2 separate regions of the Homo sapiens genome follow, and region 2 is linked to region 1. The links are chromatin contacts, found by Hi-C or POLR2A ChIA-PET in ENCODE. All regions are on one chromosome and are shown on one strand. The core of a region is the stretch at or near the end of the contact, and the rest is flanking DNA. Distances in the headings are between cores, read along the strand shown.

What was found. Hi-C counts contacts between places; a loop is a spot of excess contacts on that map. ChIA-PET counts read pairs that join two places held with the same protein, here RNA polymerase II (POLR2A). Pooled maps may share reads with other maps.
Region 2: a loop to region 1 is called in a map of PC-9, with 5 times the contacts of the local background. The contact joins the enhancer-like site here to the promoter of AKR1B15 in region 1. A Hi-C loop is called at or near these places in 6 of 168 maps with a recorded cell type or tissue (K562, PC-9, Right ventricle myocardium inferior and 3 more), 2 of 37 single-sample maps with no recorded cell type and 8 of 50 pooled maps. POLR2A ChIA-PET finds 5 or more read pairs at or near these places in 4 of 52 experiments (A673, MCF 10A, PC-9 and 1 more).

Annotation. Positions count from the first base shown.
Region 1 is chr7:134,547,270-134,551,409 of GRCh38, forward strand. AKR1B15 (aldo-keto reductase family 1 member B15) reads left to right here and starts at 1,841. Exons shown (of 12, transcript NM_001080538.3): 1 at 1,841-1,980. It overlaps LOC105375520 (a long non-coding RNA gene), which reads right to left. Exons shown (of 3, transcript XR_928005.3): 3 at 88-4,140. RefSeq lists an enhancer at 1,852-1,911.
Region 2 is chr7:134,587,283-134,591,257 of GRCh38, forward strand. No RefSeq gene overlaps it. Among named protein-coding and RNA genes, the nearest start is that of AKR1B15, 40 kb to the left of the region's middle. Within about 2 kb of position 2,294, at least 6 of the 41 ENCODE cell types and tissues checked have a DNase peak (open chromatin) inside an H3K27ac peak, as active enhancers do; they include PC-9 and mammary epithelial cell, where a contact is called at or near this core.

The DNA of each region.
Region 1 (4,140 bases), core at 591-3,090:
ATGAATTTCCTTCTGATAGCCCCTTGGGGCTTATGCTAAAGTATTGAAAAAATAATAAGAGAACCAAGTATAAACAAAAACAGCAGATGATAGAATATTGTTGTTTTATTTAAGTTCGAGAACCCATCCTTAAGCCCTCACTTTTCTGGCCAAAATTTAAGTCTAATGAAGAGCGAATTTGTCAGCTGTTAATCAAATATGTTAACAGTAAGAGCCCTGTGTCCCAGGAAAAATCGATTACGCCCTCTGCTGGCGGCAGGGACCAGTTCTCCTTTACCCTTTAGACTCTGGAGGGAGAAAATCAGAAACCAACCTTTCTAAAAAGGAAAGAGTTCCCATGCCTAGACAACCCATACCTACCAAGACATGGGATCCTCTAAATCACCTTCCTTCCTTCAGCGCCCCCAATCCTGCCCCTTTGGTTCCCCTCTCAGGTCCCTCCGGCTGTGGTTTCAGGTTACTCCCCAGCTGTTTCAGGCCACGCCCCAGCCTGTGCTGTCCCTTCAGCTGAGGTTTCAAGTTACTCCCCAGCCGCTTCAGGCCACAACCCACCAAGTTAAAACTATATTAAATCAAAACGCAAGGAGGGAGATTACCAACTCAAAAATTTTAAAATATGAGGCTATCTTTCTGGGAAAAAGGTGATTTAATATTAAGTACTAATAATTCACTTTATTCAGCAGGCTCTTTAACGGGGGATCCAAACGTAAAACGAGAGAGCACGCGTGTTTAAATCGAATTAATTACCATACGAAAGTTCAACCAGACTTAGGAAAAACTCCCTTCAAGACAGGGTGGCACTTATTCATAGATGGAACCTCCCAGGTGATTAAAAGAAAGAGACATAATAGGTATTCAGTGATTAATGGAAAGACTGTTAAAAAAGTAAAATCAGGAAGGGGGTCTAATAATTGGTCTGTCCAAGGGTGTGAACTGTTTGCACTCAGCCAAGCTTTAGGACATTTACAAAACCAAGAAAATCTATCTATACTGACTCTAAGTATCCCTCTGGGGAGGCACACACATTTGGGAAAATTTGGATGGAGAGGGCTCTTATCAATAGTAGAGGCCAAGATTTAGTTCATAGAGAACTGATGCTCGTGTCCTCAACAATCTCCAATTGCCAGAAGAGATAGCTATTGTACATGTCCCAGGGCACCAAAACGACTCGCCTTTCACAAGTCCAGGAAATAATCTTGCAGATCAAATTGTGATACCCTATCTTGTTTTATCCTGATTGACTCTTTCTTAGCTGAGAGAGTCAATAGCTTGGGAGACTCAATTGAGAGTCAATATCGAGAGAGTCAATAGCTGAGAGAGTCTTAGCTTGGTTTCTTCGCTTGCAGCCCCTTGTCCCCCTCCTTAAGGACATAACTGGTGCAAGCTGACTCCAAGCACATCCAAGAATGCGCTTATTGATAAGATACTGAGGCAAGCTGTACCAGCAGCTCCTGGGAGCACACTTGGTTGGTGGTATCCAAAGCCCCTGCTTTTATCACTTTGGGATACTTTAAGCCCCTGCACCTGGAACTGTTTATTTTCCTGTAACTGTTTCTGTAACCATTTATCTTTTAATTTTTTCCTGTTCTGCTTCTGTAAAAAATTGCTTCAGCTAGACTCCCCCTCCCCTCTTTAGGCCAAGGTATAAAAAGAACTCTAGCCTCTTCTTCCGGACCGAGAGAATTTCAAGCTCTAGCTCTTTCTCAGTCGCCAGCAATAAAGGACTCCTGAATTAGTCTCAGAGTGTGGCATTCTCTCTATGACTTGCTCGGTTACGACATTTGGAAGCCCCAGAGAGATTCGCCACCGGGTGAAGACCTGACTCATTCCGGGCTTCCCCAGACAGACAGCTGGCTTACAGGGCCACCTGAAGACGTTCCAGGGCTCCACAGGCCACTGTCTTCTGGAGGGGAACGGATCGACTGCCGGTGCGCCCAGCCAAATTCAACTCCTGAGTCCTCAGTCTCTAGTCCCGGGAAGGTAAGTCAGATCTGACTCTGTCTCTCTGGGAGGGAAACGGCCCTGACGAAGGTCCTCCCTCAGACTCTGTCCATGCTCCAGGACACTGGAGGACAGAGTCCTGGTTTCTGTCAGGATTCTCTGTTAAGTCTAGTCTCTCTCTCTCTCTATCTCTTCTCCCTCTCTCATTCAGGTCTCCGGGAGATCTCTGTTTTAGAATGGGTATAAAAATTGTAATAAACTCTGAGTGAGTGAGTGAGTGAGTGAATGTGGAGTTCAAGGGCTTGCGCTTGAATTTCCAGTTTGTAGCTCCAGGGTGAAAGCTAGGGAATTCGAGAAGGCCCTCACCTGTGGTTCCGTGGTGACCTCATAAGGCTTAGGGCGGCATCAGGCATAGCTCGATCCAAGCCAGGGGTTTATACCAGCCTGCCAATGCCAAGAGGAGCCTAAGTCCCCGAAAGGGGAGCAGCCAGGAGGGCATCTGACTGATCCCATCACGGGACCCCCTCCCCTTGTCTGTCTATAAAAATTGCCATGCTTGTTTATATACCCCAGTGCCTATTGTCCTGTTTAGTGTCTGTCTAAATTTCATATGTCGGATCGTCGATACTGCCCAAAATGACTGGGCAAGGACTTCTTCAAGGTCCTTAGTACAGATTTTCTATCCCAGGAGGTCAAATTCCTCATTAGTCGGTTGGGCTGGCCATCCCAGTCCTGCCTTTCCTGTCAGAAACAAATTAGGTGTTGTTATGGGGAAGGGTGTGGAAGACATTCACCCGTTTAGGATTTCTGGCACCATAAAGATTGCTGGCGTTTGGATTGCCATACCCCACGCCCCAACGACTGGTCCACCTTCTCCTTAGACCAGTGGTGGATCCAAAATAGCCACCCTGCTGACCTCCTTACTCACCTTTTCTGTCATCCCATAACTTTTCCCATGCCCTTAAATAAGGCACTGTGCAGAGAAACCTACACCCATACTGCTCTACTCTGTCTGGACTCTTATTTTACCTCTTTTGGCTACTCTCCAACCTTTAGGGAAATCCAAGTGGCCCCTTTCCTCCTCATCCCCATCCCTTACCCTGCACATCTCATTTTCCTGTGTTGCAGCAAGTCCAGCGTCTCTAAGACTTGGCTGTGTTCTCCCTCCTTAAACCCGTGAAGGAAAGGACCGAGTTTGAACATTTTGCTTTCGAGTCGTGGAGACACCAAAGTTATTTGGGATATAAGTCAAGAAGGGGGGGTCACCTAAGTCCCACTGGCTGAGGATCCCTTGGACCCACCTCTTATCCTCTCCATAGATCTCGAAGCTTGAGGAGACAGACCTTATGTGGCAAGAAATATTGGCTATAGTTGTTTTCCTACTTCTTCTAGCTATAATACTTCTGTTCTTCTGATACCATAGCCTCCCAGGCCGTGAATATCTTTGTCCATGCTGGGTTTAATATTTTTGTTCAAACCTTGTTAATTGCCTCCAGAATAGTAAACTCTTCTTCCCGGCCCCATAAAGATTGGAGTCCTCTCCAGTGTATGTTGCAGAATTTCTCTCTAGGCTTCTCAGATGATTACGGGGTCCGCCTTAAAAAAGGCAAACTCTGGACACTCTGCGAAGTAGAATGGCCAAAGTTTGGAACTGGGTGGCCCCCAGACGGGTCACTACACTTCACAGCTGTTCAGGCTGTGTGGTGGGTCGTTGTTGGAACTCCCGGTCACCCCGATCAGTTTCCCTACATTGATCAATGGCTAGATTTAGTCCAGAGCTCTCCTTCATGGCTCCACTCGTGATAAAACTCTGTAGCCATTCGTGATCCTACCTCCAAGGTCCTTTTTAGCCAGACCTCACTTTTGCCTCCACCCTCAGCTCCCTCGATTCCTCCTGTACTGCCTCCTTCTGAAGAAGAGGAAAGTTTTCTTCACCCATTTCCACCACCCTATAACCCTCCTCCTCCCCCAGAATCTTCCCTTGTCTCCTCAACTACATCCTCTGTGGCCTCTCTGCCTATATCCTCCCAATTATGGCCTCAGCCGGAGGAGGTGGCCCCGCTCCTCCCACTGACAGAGGCCCAAATCCCTTTGGGCAGTGGGCGTTGTGCTCCATTTTTAGTTTATGTCCCCTTCTCTACTTCTGACCTGTACAACTGGAAGGCTCATAATCCCCCCTTTTCTGAAAAGCCCCAGGTC
Region 2 (3,975 bases), core at 1,044-3,543, 40 kb after region 1:
AAGGTCTTCTCCGTGACCCTATAACACATTGCAATACCACCTAATTTTCAGTGCAAACAAGGGCATAGCCTGAAAACACTGAGACCACTGACAACCTATAATGTTCCTATCAAAAATCCTTAACCCAGTAACCCGCGGATGGCCCAAATGCATTCAGTTGGTAGCAGCAACTGCTTTGCTAAAAGTAGAAAAATAACCTTTAGAGGAAACCTCATTGTGAGCACACCTCACCAGTTCAGAGCTATCCTAAGTCAAAAAAAGCAAAAAGGTAGCTTACTAACTCAAAAATCTTAAAGTATGGGGCTATTCTGTTAGAAGAAGGTGATTTAACATTAACCACTGAAAATTCCCTTAACCCAGTAGGTTTCCTAACAGGGGATTTAAATTTTAATTACCATACAAAGGTCCAATGAGACCTAGGAGGAACTCCCTTCAGGATAGGACGATAGATGGTTCCTCCTGGCTGATTGAGAAAAAAATCACAATGGGTATTCAGTAAATTATAGGGAGACTCTTCTGGAAGCAGAGTTAGGATAATTGCCCTATAACTGGTCTGCTCAGCCATGCGAGCTGTTTGCATTCAGCCAAGCCTTAAAGTACTTACAGAATCAAAACTCTATCTCAATCCTGACTCAAAAGGTTACTACACCCTGTCTGAAATGAATTTGCATAAGAACAGTTGTTTATGGGAATGCATCTGATGGGGCAGCTGGATTGTTATGAAATACTCAGGAACCCAGCCCAGCTCTAGGACTCACCCCTGAGCACAAAGGCAATATTGGGCACGCTGGTAAAGGACTACTAGAATCCAGCAGCCTGGACCCCTTTCTTTGTAAGGTCAAGAAAGGTGGGAAAACAGGTGCAGGACTGCCTCATTGGTGAGCGTAACTAATCCAATAAGCAGAGGTCCATGGGTGGTTACGCACCCTGGAAAGGTGCTGAGACCAGCTCGGTCATGGAGACCCTAACCCAGCAGCACTAGAGGAATTAAAGACACACACACAGAAATATAGAGTGTGGAGTGGGAAATCAGGGGTCTCACAGCCTTCAGAGCTGAGAGCCTCAAACAGAGATTTACCCACATATTTATTGACAGCCAGCCAGAGATAAGCATTGTTTCTATAGTTTATAGAATAACTAAAAGTATTCCTTACGGGAAACAAAGGGATGGGCCAAAATAAAGGGATGGGCTCTGGCTAGTTATCTACAGCAGGAACATGTCCTAAGGCACAGATCGCTCATGCTATTGTTTGTGGTTTAAGAACACCTTACGTGGTTTTCTGCCCTGGGCGGGCCAGGTGTTCTTTACCCTCATTCCGGTAAACCCACAGCCTTCAGTGTGGGCACCATGGCCATCATAAACATGTCACAGTACTGCAGAGATTTTGTTTATGGCCAGTTTTGGGGCCAGTTTATAGCCAGATTTGGGGGCCTCTTCCCAACAGAAAGGAATAAGCATTAGGACCATAGAGGATGCTCTAGGACTAATGCTCATTGGAAAATGACTAGGGGTGCTGGCATCCCTAAGTTCTTTTTTCAGAAATGTTCCCCGCAAGGCAAAAATGCCCCTAAGATGTATTCTGGATGATTTGGCCTAGTCAGAGTGTATGTACTTTTTTCCCTCTCAGACTTGAAGCAAATTAAAATAGACCTAGGTAAATTCTCAGATAACCCTGATGGCTATATTGATGTCTTACAAGGGTTAGGACAATTCTTTGATCTCACATGGAGAGATATAATGTTACTGCTAGATCAGACACTAACCCCAAATGAGAGAAGTGCTGCCATAACTGCAGCGCAAGAGTTTGGCAATCTCTGGTTTCTCAGTCAGGTCAATGATAGGATGACAACAGAGGAAAGAGAACAATTCCCCACAGGCCACCAGGCAGTTCCCAGTGTAGACCCTCATTGGGATGCAGAATAAGAACATGGAGAATGTTGCCACAGACATTTGCTAACTTGCGTGCTAGAAGGATTAAGGAAAACTAGGAAGAGGCCTGTGAATTATTCAATGAGGTCCACTATAACACAGGAAAAGGAAGAAAATCCTACTGCCTTTCTGGAGAGACTATCGGAGGCACTGAGGAAGCATACCTCTCTGTCACCTGACTCTATTGAAGGCCAACTAATCTTAAAGGATAAGTTTATCACTCAGTCAGCTGCAGACATTAGAAAAGACTTCAAAAGTCTGCCTTAGGCCCAGAGCAAAACTAAGAAACCCTATTGAACTTGGCAACCTCGGTTTTTTATAATAGAGATCAGGAGGAGCAGGCAGAACTGGACAAACAGGATAAGAAAAAGGCCACCACTTTAGTCATGGCCCTCAGGCAAGCAGACCTTGGAGGCTCTGGAACAGGGAAAGGCTGGGCAAATTGAATGCTTAATGGGGCTTGCTTCCAGTGAGGCTTACAATTACACTTTAAATAAGATTGTCTGAATAGAAATAAGCCATCCCCTTGTCCATGTCTGAATAGAAATAAGCCACCCCCTTGTCCATGCCCCTTATATCTAGGGAGTCACTGGAAGGCTCACTGCCCCAGGGGATGAAGATCCTCTGAATCAGAAGCCACTAACCAGATGATCCAGCAGCAGGACGACTGAGGGTGGCTGGGGCAAGTGCCAGCCCATGACATCACTCTCATAGAGACCCGGGTATGCTTGATCATTGAAGGCCAGGAGGTTAACTGTCCCCTGGACACTGGCACAGCCTTCTCAGTCTTACTCTTCTGTCCTGGACAACTGTCCTCCAGTTCTGTCACTGTCCGAGGGGTCCTAGGACAGGCAGTCACTAGATACTTCTCCCAGCCACTAGGCTGTGACTGGGGAACTTTACTCTTTTCACATGGCTTTCTAATTATGCCTGAAAGCCCCATTCCTTTGTTAGGGAGAGACATCCTAGCAAAAGTAGGGGCCATTATACACTAGAATTAGGAGAAGAAAAAAGGGTGAACATATATACAGACTCTGAGTATGCTTACCTAGTCCTCCATGCCCACGCAGTAATATGGAGAGAAAGGGAATTCCTAACTTCCAAGGGAACACCTATCAAACATCAGGAAGCCATTAGGAGATTATTATTGGCTGTACAGAAACCTAAAGAGGTGGCAGTCTTTCACTGCTGGGGTCATCAGAAAGGAAAGGAAAGGGAAATAGAAGGGAACTGCCAAGTGGATATTGAAGCCAAAAGAGCTGCAAGGTGGGACCCTCCATTAGAAATGCTTACAGAAGGACCCCTAGTATGGGGTAATCCCCTCCAGGAAACCAAGCCCCAGTACTCAGCAGAAGAAATAGAAGGGGGAACCTCACAAGGACATAGTTTCCTCCCCTCAGGATGTCTAGCCACTGAAGAAGGAAAAATACTTTTGCCTGCAGCTAACCAATGTGAATTACTTAAAACCCTTCACCAGACCTTTCACTTAGGCATTGATAGCACCCATCAGATGGCCATATCATTATTTACTGGACCAGGCCTTTTCAAAACTATCAAGCAGATAGTCAGGGCCTGTGAAATGTGCCAAAGAAACAATCCCCTGCCTTATCGCCAAGCTCCTTCAGGAGAACAAAGAACAGGCCATTACCCAGGAGAAGACTGGCAACTAAGTTTTACCCACATGCCCAAATCTCAGAGATTTCAGTATCTACTAGTCTGGGTAGATTCTTTCACTGGTTGGGCGGACGCCTTCCCTTGTAGGACAGAAAAGTCCCAAGAGGTAATAAAGGCACTAATTCATGAAATAATTCCTAGATTTGGACTTCCCCGAGGCTTACAGAGTGACAATGGCCCTGCTTTCAAGGCTGCAGTAACCCAGGGACTATCCCAGGTGTTAGGCATACAATATCACTTACACTGCCCCTGGAGGCCACAATCCTCAGGAAAAGTCAAGAAAATGAACGAAACACTCAAACAACATCTAAAAAAGCTAACCCAAGAAACCCACCTTGCATGGCCTGCTCTGTTGCCTATAGCCTTACTAA